Linked DNA regions of Homo sapiens: region 2 is linked to region 1. A link is a loop called in an ENCODE intact Hi-C map of the cell type or tissue named here. Cell type or tissue: A673. All regions are shown on one strand.

The links. Peaks named below come from ENCODE experiments on the same cell type or tissue, not always from the same donor. Only the 100,000 strongest peaks of a DNase experiment are listed, where the experiment ranks them.
Region 2: a loop joins it to region 1, with 4 times the contacts of the local background. A loop is called at or near these places in 5 of 110 quality-filtered maps.

What each region holds. Positions count from the first base shown.
Region 1 is chr19:8,350,189-8,358,188 of GRCh38, forward strand. No RefSeq gene overlaps it. Among named protein-coding and RNA genes, the nearest start is that of ANGPTL4, 10 kb to the right of the region's middle. RefSeq lists an enhancer at 3,941-4,020. In A673, a CTCF peak has its summit at 3,946 (motif pointing right); DNase peaks (open chromatin) are centred at 2,413 and 3,893; H3K4me3 peaks cover 507 bases; H3K27ac peaks cover 1,108 bases.
Region 2 is chr19:8,521,755-8,529,754 of GRCh38, forward strand. It overlaps MYO1F (myosin IF), which reads right to left. Exons shown (of 28, transcript NM_012335.4): 22 at 5,584-5,729; 23 at 5,035-5,181; 24 at 4,699-4,847; 25 at 3,725-3,808; 26 at 880-1,075; 27 at 623-792. It overlaps LOC124904633 (a long non-coding RNA gene), which reads left to right and starts at 4,691. Exons shown (of 3, transcript XR_007067131.1): 1 at 4,691-4,790. RefSeq lists enhancers at 923-1,422, 3,999-4,974 and a silencer at 3,879-3,958. In A673, a CTCF peak has its summit at 3,699 (motif pointing right); DNase peaks (open chromatin) are centred at 4,047, 4,657 and 5,097; H3K4me3 peaks cover 1,746 bases; H3K27ac peaks cover 1,756 bases.

The sequences.
Region 1 (8,000 bases):
TAATTTTTTTTATGAGATGGAATCTCGCTCTGTCACCCAGGCTGGAGTGCAGTGGCACAATCTCAGCTTACTGCAACCTCTGCCTCCCAGGTTCAAGTGATTCTCCTTCCTCAGCCTCCCTAGTAGCTGGGATTACAGGCTTGTGCCACCACGCCTGGCCATTTCGTCCTTATTTGTTAGTTGAATTCTTTTTTTTTTTTTTATGCAAGATACTTCTTCTTATGTACTATCTGGTTTTCCAGTGACACTTTTAGAGAAGAAAGGCAAGATAAAAACCTGATTATTGGCCAGGTGCAGTGACACATTCCGGTAATCCCAGCACATTGGGAAGCTGAGGCAGGAGGATCGCTTGAGCCCAGGAGGTCGAAGTTGCAGTGAGCCATGATTGAGCCACTGTACTGCAGCCTGGGCAACAGAGTGAGACCCTGTCTCATAACATAAAATCATTATGGCTGGCACAGTGGCTCACGCCTGTAATCCCAGCACTTTAGGAGGCTGAGGCGGACAGATCACTTGAAGCCAGGAGTTCGAGACCAGCCTGGCTAACATGGTGAAACCCTTCCTCTACTAAAAACACACAAAAAATTTAGCCAGGCATGGTGGTGCATGCCTGTAGTCCCAGCTACTCCAGAGGCTGAGGCATGAGAATCACTTCTCTTGAACCCAGGAAGCAGAGATTGCAGTGAGCCAAGATCACACCACTGCACTTCAGCCTGAAAGACAGAGACTCTGTCTCAAAATAAAAAAGAAGAGAAAGGTAGGAGGGTCAGAGTTATAGAAGGTGTTATGATGGAAGCAGAGGGGTGTGTGTTTGTGTGTGTGTGTGTGTGTGTGTGAGAGAGAGAGAGAGAGAGAGAGAGACAGAGAGAGAGAAAAGGAGATTGGAAATTGCGGCCAGAGTGGTGGCTCATGCCTGTAATCCCAGAATGTTGTGAGGCTGAGGCAGGCGGATCACTTGAGTTCAGGAGTTCGAGACCAGCCTGACCAATATGTTGAAACCCTCGTCTCTACTGAAAATACAAAAATTGGCCAGGCGCGGTGGCTCACGCCTGTAGTCCCAGCACTTTGGGAGGCCAAGGCAGGCGGATCACGAGGTCAGGAGATTGAAACCATCGTGGCTAACACGGTGAAACCCCGTCTCTACTAAAAATACAAAAAATTAGACGGGCGTGGTGGCGGGTGCCTGTAGTCCCAGCTACTCAGGAGGCTGAGGCAGGAGAATGGCATGAACCCGGGAGGCGGAGTTTGCAGTGAGCCAAGATCGCACCACTGCACTCCAGCCTAGGTGACAGAGCGAGACTCCGTCTCAAAAAAAAAAAACAAAATTTAGCTGGGCATTGTGGCGTGCGCCTGTAATCCCAGCTCTTCAGGAGGCTGAGGCAGGAGAATCACTTGAACTCAGGAGGCAGAGGTTGCAATGGGCTGAGAGTGCAGTATTGCACTCCAGCCTGTGGTGGTGGGCGCCTGTAATCCCAGCTACTCAGAATCCCACCACAGGTGCTCAGCACACAGTAGACACTCAATAAATTTTCACTGAATGGAAAGATTGAAAGGTGATTTCAAGCTCCCTGCAGACCAAGAATTTCTGAAGAGTATTCCTGCCTAGCTAGCCAGTGGGGAGAGGTATAAGAAAGAAAAGGGGCCGGGCACGGTGGCTCATGCCTGCATGCCCAGCAATTTGGGAGGTTGAGGTGGGCGGATCACCTGAGGTCAGGCGTTGGAGACCAGCCTGGCCAACATGGCGAAACCCCATCTGTACTAAAACTAAAAAATGTATCCGGGCATGGTGCTGTGCACCTGTAATCCCAGCTACTCAGGAGGCTGAGGCAGAGGTTTCAGTGAGCGAAGATCGCGCCACTGCACTCCAGCCTGGGTGACAGAGCGAGACTCTGTCAAAAAAAAAAGAAAGAAAGAAAAGAGAGACAAAGAAAGAAAGAAAGAAAGAAAGAAAGAAAGGAGGGAGGGAGGGAAGGAAGGAAGGAAGAGAGAAAGGGGGGAAAAGAAGAAAGAAAAAGAGGGAGGGAGGGAAAGAGAAAGAAAGAAAAAGAAGGAAAGAAAAAGGAAGAAAGGAGGGAGGGAGGGAAGGATGGAAGGAAGAAAGAGAGAAAGAGGGGAGAAAAGAAAGAAAGAGAGAGAGGGAGGGACGGAAATAGAAAGAAAGAAAGAGAAAGAAAGAAAGAAGGAAAGAGAAAGAAAGAAAGAAAAGGAATTTTGCTTGCGTGGGTGAGGAAGATGCTCTTAGACCTCTTAAACAACTTCCCTCCTCCCCCACATTCCTAATACCCTGGGTGTTCATGGTAGAAAATGTGACCCTTCTCTCTCCCACCCTGTCCCAGGCTGAGGCTTGAGTCAGAAAAGAAAAGAGAGAGGGAGGAGGTTCCCGGGCACTCCAGAATACATTGAACCCCTTGGGAGCCACTTTCAGCTCCTTTGCCATTTTAGGGGCCTCCTGGAAACTCCAAGGCACCCCTGCCCCCATCTGGAATGCTTAACTGCCCAGAGAGACTGCGCCTGTCTCTGAACAGTTTTTTTTTTTTTTTTTTTTTTTTTTTTGAGACAGTCTCGCTCTGTCGCCAAGGCTGGAGTACAGTGGCGCGATCTCAGCTCACTGCAAGCTCCGCCTCCCGAATTCAAGCAATTCTTCAGCCTCAGTCTCTCCAGTAGCTGGGATTACAGGCACCTGCTATCAGCCCAGCTAATTGTTTGTATTTTTAGTAGAGACAGGGTTTCACCATGTTGGCGAGGCTGGTCTCAAATTCCTGACCTCAGGTGATCCGCCCACCTCTGCCTCCCAAAATGCTGGGATTACAGGCGTGAGCCATTGTGCCCGGCCTGTCTCAGAACATTGACACCCCTGACATGAGAGCTAATTGGCCCCAGTCAGGAGCTTCAAAAGACAGCATTGGCCAGTTGTGGTGTGCATGCCTGTAATCCTAGTGCCTCGAGAGGCTAAGACAGGAGAATTGCTTGAGGCTGAGAGTTTGAGACCAGCCTGGGCAACAAAGCAAGACCCTGTCTCTAGAAAATTTATTTATTTATTTTTGAGACAGAGTCTTGCTCTGTCGCCCAGGCTGGAGTGCAGTGGCGCAATCTCGGCTCACTGCAAGCTCCGCCTCCAGGGTTCAAGCAATTCCCCTGCCTCAGCCTCCCTAGTAGCTGGGATTACAGGCACCTGCCACCATGCCTGGCTAATTTTTTGTATTTTTAGTAGAGATGGGGTTTCACCGCATTAGCCAGGATGGTCTCCATCTGCTGACCTCGTAATCCACCCGCCTCGACCTCCCAAAGTGCTGGGATTACAGGCATGAGCCACTGCACCCAGCAGACATTTTTAAAAATTAGCTGGGGATGGTAGCATGTTCCCGTAGTCCCAGCTACTCAGGATGCTGAGATGGCAGAATTGATTGAGCCCAGGAATTTGAGGCTACAGTAAGCTATGATCACGCCACTGCACTGCAGCCTGGGCCAAGAGCAAGACTGTCTCAACCGGGGTGCAGTGGCTCACGCCTATAATCCCAGCAATTTGGGAGGCTGAAGCGGGTGGATCACTTGAAGTCAGGAGTTTGAGACCAGCCTGGCCAACATGGTGAAACCTCATCTCTACTACAAATACAAAAGTTAGTCGGGTGTGGTGGCGTGCGCCTGTAGTCCCAGCTACTTGGGAGGCCAAGGCAGGAGAATCCCCTGAACCCGGGAGGTGTAGGTTGCAGTGAGCCGAGATCGCGCCACTGTACTCCAGCCTGGGCGACAGAGCGAGACTCTGTCTCAAAAATCATCATCGTCGTCATCATCTCCACTTCCCCCTTGATTTACTCAGTCTTCTCGAGCCTCCCACAGCGGGCGGGCAGCCGCCAGGAGGCCTTGAACTTCCTCTCAGGCGCCTGGGATCAGCGGGAAAGGAGCGCGTCTGAGCGGCCAGAACAGCTGCTCTCGAGTTCACCACCAGAGGGCGCTGCTATCTAGGGTAAACCCCCCGGGGCCGCGGTTGTCAAACCGGGTATATACAGAGAAGGAATTTTCGGGGTGGGGGGTAGTGGGGGAATCTATCTCTAGCTTTTTCTTATTGTTGTAAAAATAATTTCCCAAAAATAAAAATAGGCTGGGCGCGATGGCTCACGCCTGTAATCCCAACACTTTGGAAGGCCGAGGCGGGTGGATCACTGGAGATCAGGAGTTCAAGATCAACATGGTGAAACCCAGTCTCTGCTAGAAATACAAAAATTAGCCGGGCATGGTGGCCAGCAGCTGTAATCCCAGCTACTCAGGAGGCTGAGGCATAAGAACCCCCTGAAGCTGGGAGGCATAGGTAGTAGTAAGTCGAGATCGCCCCACTGCACTCCAGCCTGGGTGACAGAACAAGACGCTGTCTCAAATAAATAAATAAATAAATCGTAAATTACAAAACAATGACAAGCTTTAAAAATAGGCCAGGTACGGTGGCTCACGCCTGTAATCCCAGCACTTTGGGAGGCCGAGGCGGGCGGATCATGAGATCAGGAGATCAAGACCATCCTGGCTAACACGGTGAAACCCCATCTCTACTAAAAATACAAAAAATTAGCTGGGCCTGGTGGCGGGCACCTGTAATCCCAGCTACTCGGGAGGCTGAGGCAGGCGAATGGCATGAACCCAGGAGGTGGAGCTTGCAGTGAGCCGAGATAGTGCCACTGCACTCCAGCCTGGGCGACAGAGTGAGACTCCGTCTCAAAAACAAAACAACAACAAAATTAAATGAAAAATAAAATAAAAGAGGTCACGGTTTTGGGCACCGTTAATTCCAGCTAGTGAGCAGGCTGAGATGGGAGGATTTCTTGGGCCCAGTAGTTCCAATCCAGCCTTGGCAACACAGCAAGACATCCCACCACCACCCCACGTGCCCTCCCCCGCCACCGTCTTAAAAGACAGAAAGAGAGATTCAATGGTTTGGAACTAAAGAGAACTAGGTTCAAATCTTTTTTTTTATCTCTTTTTTTGAGATGGATTCTGGCTTTGTCACCCAGGCTGGAGTGCAGTTGTGCGATCTTGGCTCACTGCAGCCTCTGCCTCCTAGGTTAGAGCGATTCTCCTGCCTCCGCCTCCCAAGTAGCTGGGAGGTAGCACTCACCACCATGCCCAGCTAATATTTTGTATTTTTAGTAGAGAGAAGTTTTCACCAGGTTGGCCTGGCTGGTCTCAAACTCCTGATCTCAGGTAATCTGCCCACCTCAGCCTCCCAAATTGCTGGAATTACAGACATGAGCCACCACGCCTGGCCTAGGTTCAAATCTTGACCCTTCTGAGCTGTGTGACTTTGTCCAAATTCCTAAAGGTCTCAGAAGCTCAATTTATCTCCTTTCAGGGACCGACTTGAGGTTGAGATAAAATGGATTACACAAGTGTCTGATGGTGTAAAGGTGGCACTAAATAAATGTACGCTGCTACAGTTATTATTTCCTTAGTGACTTCATAGCTGTCTGCCCTGCAATGTACAAGTTCCCAGACTGGAAGGAATTATGGGGAAAAGCTAATAGGGGAGGGTGGAAAGGCAACCCCGTTCCCTTCTGAGCACCAGCCCAGATTCTGAGTCATCCTTTCTGCCCTGAGTGTTTGAGGTCCTGCTCTTGGGCTGACCTTTCTTGGTGACCTGGATGTGAGTACAGTGTGGCAGGAAGACTGTGGTTAGTTGCTGGGGGCGGTAGAGGCCAGTCACTGGACACGATGTGCCATTACATAGTCCTAACAACCTTGTGGGCTTGTCTGAGAAGAATCCTGCATGTCTCAAGCCAGAGAGAATTTTTCATGCTCTTCCTTGAACCTGAGTCATCTATTTCCTGTACACTTTGTCTAGGACTCTGTCAAGCATCTCTCAGTCTTAGGACCCCTGCTCCAGGAATCCTTACCTAATGGGATTGACATCTTTTCTATACTCTTCTAGGCCTGTGTGCTTACCCCATTGCAGCATTGACCATCTAGGATTCAACTTATGTAGTTAAATCTTAGCACCATTCATGGTGCCAATGAGCAAACAGATATCATGTGCCTCCTGATATCATACACTGAGAAGGACACAACATCACTGCCAAAAATACATAACAGGCACCTTAAGGGGAAGAAACATCTGCATCAGACAAATGCAAAATGGAGGACGTGCTACAAAAAACCGGTGTGTACATCTCGAAAATATCAGTGTTTGGCCAGGCATAGTGGCTTATGCCTGTTGTCCCAGCTACTCAGGAGGCTGAGGTGGGAGGATCACTTGAGCCCAGGAGGTTGAGGCTGCAGTGAGCTGTGATCTCACTGCTGCACTCCAGCCTTGGTGACAAAGTGAGACCGTGTCTCAAAAAATGCCAGTGCCCTGCCTGGTATAGCGAATGCACCTGTATTCCCAGTTACTCAGTAGGCTGAGGCAGGAAGATTGCTTGAGTCCAGATTTGAGACCAGCCTCGGCAACATAACAACGACCCTGTCTCAGATTAAAAAAAAAAAAAAAAAGGACCAACAGGATATGACAATGAAATGCAGTGGATGATTCTGGATAGGGTCCTGCTCATAAAAAACATGGCTGTGAGGCCGGGCGCGGTGGCTTACGCCTGTAATCCTAGCACATTATAGTGTATCCGGGAGGATCATGAGGTCAGAGTTCGAGACCGGCCTGACCAACATAGTGAAACCCCATCTCTACTAAAAATACAAAAATTAGCTGGGCATGGTGGCGTGTGCCTGTATTCCCAGCTACTCAGGAGGCTGAGGCAGGAGAATTGCTTGAACCCAGGAGGCTGAGGTTGTGGTGAGCTGAGATCATGCCACTGCATTCCAGCCTGGGCAAAAGAGGGAGACTCAGTTTTTTTTAAAAAAACAAAACAAAACAAAAAACAGCTGTGGCCAGGCACAGTGGCTCATGCCTGTAATCCCAGGTCTGTGGGATGCCGGGGTGGGAGGATCGCCTGAGTTCAGGAGTTCAAGTTTGAGACCAGCCTGGGCAATGTAACTAAACCCTGTCTCTACCAAAAAATACCAAAATTAGCCTGGTGTGGTGGCATGTGCCTGTAGTCCCAGCTGCTCAGGAGGCTGAGGCAGGAGGATCACTTGAGCCCAGGAGTTGGAGGCTGCAGTGAGCTATAATCGCACCACTGCACTCCAGCCTGAATGACAGAGTGAGACCCTGTCTCCAAAACAAAGGAAAACAAACAGAAACACAAACCACAGCTGTTCAGGTCATGCTTGACACAATTGATGAAACTGGAATATGGACCATAGATTAGATAACAGTACTATGTCAGGGTCAAATTTCCTGAAATTGCTAGCTGTACCACGGTTATATAAACACTTTTTTTTCTTAGTAAAGGGCAAAAGGCACACGTTATGTGTGCAATATATCCTTAAGTGGGTCAGAAAAAGAAGATGTACAAAAAAGTGTGTATTATCTCACCCTGCATGAGTGTATTATATAAATATATAAGAATACGTCTCTATGTGAGTGTATTTTATCTATCTATGCACTTATGCACTTATGTATTACGTATACGTGTGTGTGTGTTGTTGTTGTTTTGTTTCTTGTTTTTTTTGTTTTTGAGACAGAGTCTCGCTCTGTTGCCCAGGCTGGAGTGCAGTGGCCTCATCTCGGCTCACTGCAAGCTCCACCTCCTGGGTTCACGCCATTCTCCTGCCTCAGCCTCCTGAGTAGCTGGGACTACAGGTGCCTGCCACCACGCCTGGCTAATTTTTTGTATTTTTAGTAGAGACGGGGTTTCACCATGTTAGCCAGGATGGTCTCGATCTCCTGACCTCGTGATCCACCCGCCTCGGCCTCCCAAAGTGCTGGGATTACAGGCGTGAGCCATCGCGCCCGGCCTTTTTTTTTTTTGAGATGGAGTCTTGCTCTGTCACCCAGGCTGGAGTTCAATGGCGCAGTCTTAGCTCACTGCCACCTCTGCCTTCCAGGTTCAAGCGATTCTCCTCCCTCAGCCTCCCGAGGAGCTGAGTTTACAGGCCTGAGCCACCGTGCCAGACCTCTTTTTTTT
Region 2 (8,000 bases), 170 kb after region 1:
CCAAAGTGCTGGAATTACAGGTGTGAGCCACTGCATCCGGCCATTTCTACTCTTTAAAAGTTTTTTTTTTGTAAATCTTTTGTAGAGATGGGGTCTTGCTAGGTTGCCCAGGCTTGTCTCAAACTCCTGACCTCAAGTGATCCTCCTGCCTCAGCCACTGAAAGTGCTGGGATTACAGGTATGAGCCACCTCGCCCATCTGTTATCTCTGTTCTCCCGTGGGGAGGGTGTGCAGTGGTGGGGTCTGCCTGGCAATGTCAGTCAGGGTTCTTTTTTTTTTTTTTTTTGAGACGGAGTCTCGCTCTATCGCCCAGGCTGGAGTGTGTTGGCGCAATCTCGGCTCACTGCAAGCTCCGCCTCCCGGGTTCATGCCATTCTCCTGCCTCAGCCTCCCGAGTAGCTGGGACTACAGGCGCCCGCCACCACGCCCGGCTAATTTTTTGTATTTTTAGTAGAGACGGGGTTTCACTGTGTTAGCCAGGATGGTCTCGATCTCCTGACCTCGTGATCTGCCCGCCTTGGCCTCCCAAAATGCTGGGATTACAGGCGTGAGCCACCGCGCCCGGCCGATGTCAGGGTTCTTACCACTCCCCTCACCCCAGCTTCTGCCCTGGTACACACACCTTCCATGAGGATCTCAATGACCTCGTTCACGTTGAAGCTCAGCTCGTCCACATCTTGGCCCACGTACTGGTATAGGGCCCGGCACCTGGGACCATGTGTCCGAGGCTGGGGCTTGGGTCGGCCCACACCAGGCACTGGCCGTTGCCCCACGCTGCGCTTCCTCTGCATGCTGTGGGCACAGGGGGTTTGAGTCACAGCCCCAGACACTCCCCTACCCCCTGCCCACCTCCTGGAGCTGCCCTCCCACCCCACCTACCCGGCCATGCCCTGGTCAGGCACGTTGAGGAATTCTGTGTTGTGCTCTGAGGGCGGACGTGCCCGGGGTCGTCTGCTGGCTCCCAGGGATGTGGACGGAGGGCCCCGGGGAGGCCTGTGGGTGCCCCCTCCAGACATGATCTCCAGGGGCAGGGGGCCCCCTCTGGCAGAGGGGGGCACCCCATTGCGATCCATGCCTGTGGCAGGAGCAAGGATGAAGACATGTATTAGGGTGATGCTAGGAGGATTTGAGGAGGACTTGGCTTCAAGTTCTCAGGCTGAGGGAGGAGACTGCGACACTCTCAACCCAGTGTGGTAAGGATTGGGCCAGACGGAGGGACTCTGCCGCTAGGAGGGCCTAGACAGAAGCTTTTTTAAGCATAATTTTAAAATTATTTTTTACTTTTTTTTTTTTTTGAGATGGAGTCTTGCTCAGTCGCTCAGGCTGGAGTGCAGTGGCGCGATCTCGGCTCACTGCAAGCTCCGCCTCCTGGGTTCACGCCATTCTCCTGCCTCAGCCTCCCGAGTAGCTGGGACTACAGGCACCTGCCACCACGCCTGGATAATTTTTTAAATATTTTTAGTAGAGACGGAGTTTCATCATGTTAGCCAGGATGGTCTCGATCTCCTGACCTTGTGATCCGCCCGCCTTGGCCTCCCAAAGTGCTGGGATTACAGGCATGAGCCACCGCGCCTGGCCAATTATTTTTTACTTTTATTTGTTTATTTTGAGACATGGTCTCACTCTCGCCCAGGTTGGAGTGCAGTGGTACAATCGTAGCTCACTGCAACTCTGACCTCCTGGGCTCAAGCAATCCTCCCTCCTTAGCCTCCTTTTAAGGGGAGCTGGGACTACAGGTATGCTCCACTATGCCCAGTTGATTTTTATAATTTTTAAAGTAGAGATGGGGTCTCACTATGTTGCTCAGGCTGGTCTCAAACTCCTGGCCTCAAGCAATCCTCCCACTTCGGCCTCCCAACATGCTGGTTTTACAGGCATGAGCCACTGTACTTGGCCTTATTTATTTTTTATTTGTTTAGAGACAGGGTTTTGCTCTGTGGCCCAGGATGGAGTGCAGCAGTGAGATCATAGCTCACTGCAGACTCCAACTCTTAGGCTCATGATATTCTCCCCTCTCAGCCTCCTAAATAGCTGGGACTATAGGCACACACCACCATGCCCAGCTAATTTAAAAAGAATTTTTAGGCTAGGCGCGGTGGCTCACGCCTGTAATCCTAGCACTTTGGGAGGCTAAGGTGGGCTGATCACGAGGTCTGGAGTTTGAGACAAGCCTGGCCAACATAGTGAAACTCTGCCTCTACTAAAAATACAAAAATTAGCCAGGCATGATGGCGTGTGCCTGTAGTCCCAGCTACTCGGGAGGCTGAGGCAGGAGAATTGCTTCAACCTGGGAGGTGGAGGTTACAGTGAGCCAAGATCACGCCACTGCACTCCAGCCTGGGCAACAGAGCAAGACACCGTCTCAAAAAAAAAAAAAAAAAAAAGGCCGGGCGCGGTGGCTCACACCTGTAATCCCAGCAGTTTGGGAGGCCGAGGCGGGTGGATCACGAGGTCAGGAGTTCCAGACCAGTCTGGCCAACATGGTGAAACCTTGTCTCTACTAAAGATAAAATTAGCTGGGCATGGTGGTGCATGCCTGTAATCCCAGCTACTGGGGAGGCTGAGGCAGGAGAATCTCTTGAACCCAGAAGGTGGAAAGTTGCAGTGCGCTGAGACCGCACCATTGCACCCCAGCCTGGGCAACAGGGCTAGACTCTGTCTCAAAAAAAAAAAAAAAAAAAAAATCTAGGCGTGGTAGCACACGCCTGTAGTCCCAGCTACTCAGGGGGCTGAGGCAGGAGAATCGCTTGAACCCAGGAGGTGGATGTTGCAGTGAGCCAAGATCATGCCACTGCACTCCAGCCTGGGTGACAGAGCGAGACTGTCTCAAAAAAAAAAAAAAAAAGAAAGAATTTTTGGTAGAGACAGGATCTTGCTATGTTGCCCAGGCTGATCTTGAACTCAAGTGATCCTCCTGCCTTGGCCTACCAAGAGTGCTTGGATTACAGGTGTGAGCCATCTTGCCTGGCCAGGAGTGGCTTTGCAGGGGCAAGTTTCCCTCCTCCTATCCTCTGTAGGAGAGCTTCTGTGGGTACGTCTTGGTGGATAAATAAGAGCTCAACGAATGGAATGGGAATTTGAGAGAGAAGCAGAGAAAACGGCCCAAAGGCCTGGAGGTAAGAATAAATTTTGTGAATTGGGAAAATAAGATGTAGTTTGAGGCCAGGCGCCGTAGCTCATGCTTGTTAATCCCAGCACTTTCGGAGGCCGAGACGGGCGGGTCACCTGAGGTCAGGAGTTCGAGACCAGCCTGAACAACGTGGTGAAACCCTGTCTCTACTAAAACGATACAAAAATTAGCCGGGCGTGGTGGCGGGTGCCTGTAATCTCAGCTACTCGGGAGGCTGAGGCAGGAGAATCGCTTGAATCCAGGAGGTGAAGGTTGCAGTGAACCGAGATCGCTCCACTGCACCCCAGCCTGGGAGACAGAGTTGGACTCCATCTCAAAAAAAAAAAAAAAAAAAAAAAGATGTAGTTTACAGGGCAGGAGTGTAGGGTAGGAGGAGAGAAGATGTCAGTGGTTAGCTGGGTTTGGGTTTTGAAGGGCTCTGAATGCCAAACTAAGTTTAGCCTTTATTCTGCGGGAGATGTGGAGCTACGGAGAGTCCTGGACAGAGAAGTGAGTGGTAAACTGTGTTTGTTAGATTTCGTTTGCTGAAGGTCTGGCTTAGGCCATGGGACCCACAACAGACAAGGGAATATAGCAAGGGACGCAGCTCCTCACCTCTGGGGGGCGCAGGGGCCGCCCGGGTAGGGGCTTGGGACGACCTCCGAGGTTTTCCCTTGGCCATTCCCTTCCGCGTAGGCTCTGAAAGAAGAGTGTCAGGGAGTTGAATGACAGACAGACCACGCTCTTTGCCCCGCCCACAAATCTAGTCCATTCTGAGGCTCCGCCGCACCCCGCCCCCTCAGGCTCTCCCATTAGCACCGCCCCTTAGGTACAGTTACACTGGCTCCGCCCACTAATTGGCCTCGCCCCCCAAGGGCCCAACACCTCACTGGCCTTGCTCTTTGGGCCCGCCCACTTTAGGTCACTCCTTCATCACTACCCAGTTCCAGGGTTGCCGCTCTGGCCGCACCCCTCTACATTTCTCGCCCCCGCATTGGTCATGTCTTCTCCTTAACAGTCTTTCTCTCTCTCTAGACCCGCCCCTTCCTTGCTGTTGCCCTCTCTGGTCCAGCCTGCTGGCCCCGCCCCACTATTTTGATTGGTTTCCTCCATGGCCACGTCCCTCCTCCACATTTCACGCCCACTAATTGGTTGCGGCCTTTGTTTAAAAGTCTGTCTCTCTGGCCGGGCGCAGTGGCTCACGCCTGTAATCCCAGCACTTTGGGAGGCCGAGGCGGGTGGAGCATGAGGTAATGAGTTCAAGACCAGCCTGGCCAAGATGGTGAAACCCCGTCTCTACTAAAACTACAAAAATTAGCTGGGCGCGGTGGCAGGCGCCTGTAATCCCAGCTACTCGGGAGGCTGAGGCAAGACAATCGCTTGAACCCGGGTGGCGGAGGTTGCGGTGAGCCAAGATCGTGCCACAACACTCCAGCCTGGGCGACAGAGTGAGACTCCGTCTTAAAAAAACCACAAAACTCAAAAGTCTCTCTCTCTCTCTCTGTAGACACTCCCCTTCCTGGCCTTCGTCCACTCTTAACCAGCCTCGCTGGCCCCGCCCCCTCTGCCCTAGTTCCGCGCAGACTCACTGGAGCTCTTGGGCAGCCCATCGCCCACGCTGACCGTGAGGGTCCGACCGCCAACCTTGAGCACTGCCAAGTCGCCGAAGCCGCGGGAGAAGGTGACGCTGCGGGTGCCGCCACCGCCCCAGCCCTCCTTCTTCACCCGAAACTGTAGTCTATGGGGAGAGAAGAAAGCTTGGGGGCGCTGGCTGAGGTCCCCCGCCCCACCCAACTCTCGCTGGTTGGGGCAGGGGCGGGGCCGCGGCCGGGGCCGAAGCGCAGTTCGGCCGGGTCGGTGGGGCGGGAGAGGGTGCGCCGCGCCGAGACCACCCCGAGATGGTGCTGGGGTTGGCGGGGCCGTACGTGTCGCTGAAGGTGAGGGGCAGGGGCCTCCGCGTCGCCTCCTCGAAGCGCTTGCACAGAAGGCTGACAAACTCGGTCTTGAAGACGCTCTCCAGGAAGCTGTCGGCGGCATCCTCTTGGAGGATGAAGAAGTCGTCCTGTCGCGTGCTGGGGAGGGGCGGGTGAGAGCGTCAGGTGGGACACAGGTGAGGGCGACAGGTGAGAGAGACAGATGAAGGTGGCTGAAGGTGGATTTAGGGAAGGGTCAGCTAAGGGCCAAGTCAGCGGTGACCAGGTAGGAGAAAAAGGGGGATGTGGCAAGGAGTGGAAGAGGTGGTTACAGAAGAGGGCCAGGTGAGGTCTAGTAAGAGGGTAAGGTGCAGGACGGAAGGATTTGGCATCTAAGGATCATGAGCATAGGGGGCAGGTGAACATGACAGGTGGGGCCAACAGAGGGCTACAGGCATGGCACCAGGTAAGATTGTCAGGGTAACAGACGGGGTCACTAGAATGAGGGCAGCCAGGGGACAGGTGAGAGTGACTGTGCGGCAGGTAAGGACCTGGCTTCACCTGAGGGAGACTCCCCGCAGAGCCTGGATGTCCACTTTCTTCTTCAAGACTTCACACACCTGGCCCTTCTCAGGTCCCTTCTTCACTTTCTCTCGCCCAATCACATACACACACTTGGGCGTCAGGATCAAGTCCCGCTTGATGGGCTGTGGGGATGCAGGATTAGAGGCTGATGCCTGTAGCCTGGCCAGCCTGGCCACAGAGGATCCACCCCAGGCAGAGGGGTGGTGCTGGCAGGTCAGGTGAGGAAGGTGGGAGCCCTCCAGGTGAAGGTGTATGAGTCGTCTGTTTTGTAGACAGGGTCTCACTCTGTCGCTCAGGCTGGAGTGCAGTGGTGCCATCATAGCTCACTGCAACCTCCCCCTCCTGGGCTTGAGTGATCCACCTGCCTCAGCCTCCTGAGTAGCTGGGACCACAGGTGCGCACCACCATGCCCAGCTAATTTTGGTATTTTTTGTAGATTCAGGGTTTTGCCCTGTTGCCCAGGCTGGTCTTGAGCTCCTGATCTCAAGCAAACTGTCCTCCTTGGCCTCCCAAAGGGTTGGGATTACAGGTGTGCGCCACCACGCCTGGCCATGAGTTGTTATATAAGAAACAGAAGGAGGGCTGGGTGCCATGGCTCACGCCTGTAATCCCAGCATTTTGGGAGGCCGAGGCGGGCAGATCATGAGGTCAGGAGTTTGAAACCAGGCTGACCAACATGGTGAAACCCCGTCTCTACTAAAAATACAAAAATTAGCTGGGCGAGGTGGTGGGCACCTGTAGTCCCAGCTACTCAGGAGGCTGAGACAGGAGAATCGCTTGAACCCAGGAGGATGAGGTTGCAGTGAGCCGAGATCCTGCCACTGCACTCCAGCCTGGGTGACAGAGCAAGACCCTGTCTCAAAAACAAACAAACAAAAAATAACAGATCAGGCGCGGTGGCACACGCCTGTAATCCCAGCACTTTGGGAGGCTGAGGTGGGTGGATCACAAGGTCAGAAGATTGAGACCATCCTGGCTAATACCATGAAACCCCATCTCTACTAAAAATACAAAAAACTAGCTGGGCGTGGTGGCACATGCCTGTAGTCCCAGCTACTCGGGAGGCTGAGGCAGGAGAATTGCTTGAGCCTGGGAGGCAGAGGTTGCAGTGAGCCGAGGTTGTGCCACTGCACTCCAGCCTGGGCGACATAACAAGATTCTGACTCAACACACACACACAAAAGAGCAAAACTCTGTCTCAAAAAAACAAAAAAGAAAAACAAAAAAGAAACGAGGTCAGATGGGAATGTGTTGGTTGGTTGGTTGGCTAGAAAAGGGTGTTTGGGTCAGTGAACAGGTGCTGGGTAGGTAAGGCACCTGCTGGACATGGGTTCCCGGGCCAGATGAGAACACTTAGACCAGGTGAAAGTACTTGGGTCATGTGACTGTAGCCAGCTCAGGTAAAGGTATTATGGTTCAGGTGAGGGTGTACAAGTCAGGTAAATAGGAGTATCTGGATCATGAGAGGAAGTGAGCGGGTGTGTATCTGAACTCTATGAGTTTGTACAGGAAGGCAGGTGAGGGTGTACCTGGTAGAAGGGTGAATGTGCAAGCCGGTTGAGCTGGCCTGCGGTCAGAGTTCTCTGGGTCTAGTGGGGATACCTGTCTCAGTGAAAACATTTAAGGTGATGGTATACAGGTCACCTGAGAGGGCATACCTGCCACACAGACCTGTCCAAAGCAGGTGGGTGGATCAGGTGAAGGTACCCAATAATGTGTGTCTGGTATGTGAAGTTGTACAGATCATGTGAGGAGGCACCTGCCACATAAACTTGTCCAAGGTAGGTGAGGGTGTCCAGGCCATATGAGACTATCCATCCAGGTAAAGATGGTATATAGGTGATCTCAGTGTGTACCTGCCACACATAGGCCTCTCTAAGGTGAGGGTAGGGTGAGTTACTGGGCTAGGTGACTCTCTGGGACATGAGATATGGGTCAAGTGAGTGTGTACCTGGCCCGCCCAGGTACAGGTGACGGTAAACAGGCCAAGTCTGGGTGTACCTGTGGACAGGAGAGTCCAGGCTAGGTGATTAGAGTACACGTAGGTTCAGGGCTGTCTGGGGCAGAAGAGGATGTGTCTGTTGGTGGAGGTGCCCAGCTGTCTATGCCAAGCATGAATGCACGGGTCAGGTGATGTATCCCTGTAGAGAGCATGTACCTATGGACTAGGCTGCCTGGGCCAGGTGAGAGTGTACCTGTGGACAGGTGTGTCTGGGCCAGGTGAAGGTATATCTAATTTCCAGGTTGAAGGTAGAGTGTACCTAATGGATGGGTGTGTCTAGGATAGGCAAGGGTGGCCTCGTGGTTGGGGCTTCTAGACAAGGTGAATGAATGTGTGATTGTTGAGAGATGCATCTGGCCAGGTGAGGGTGTATCTGACAGGTGTGTCTGGG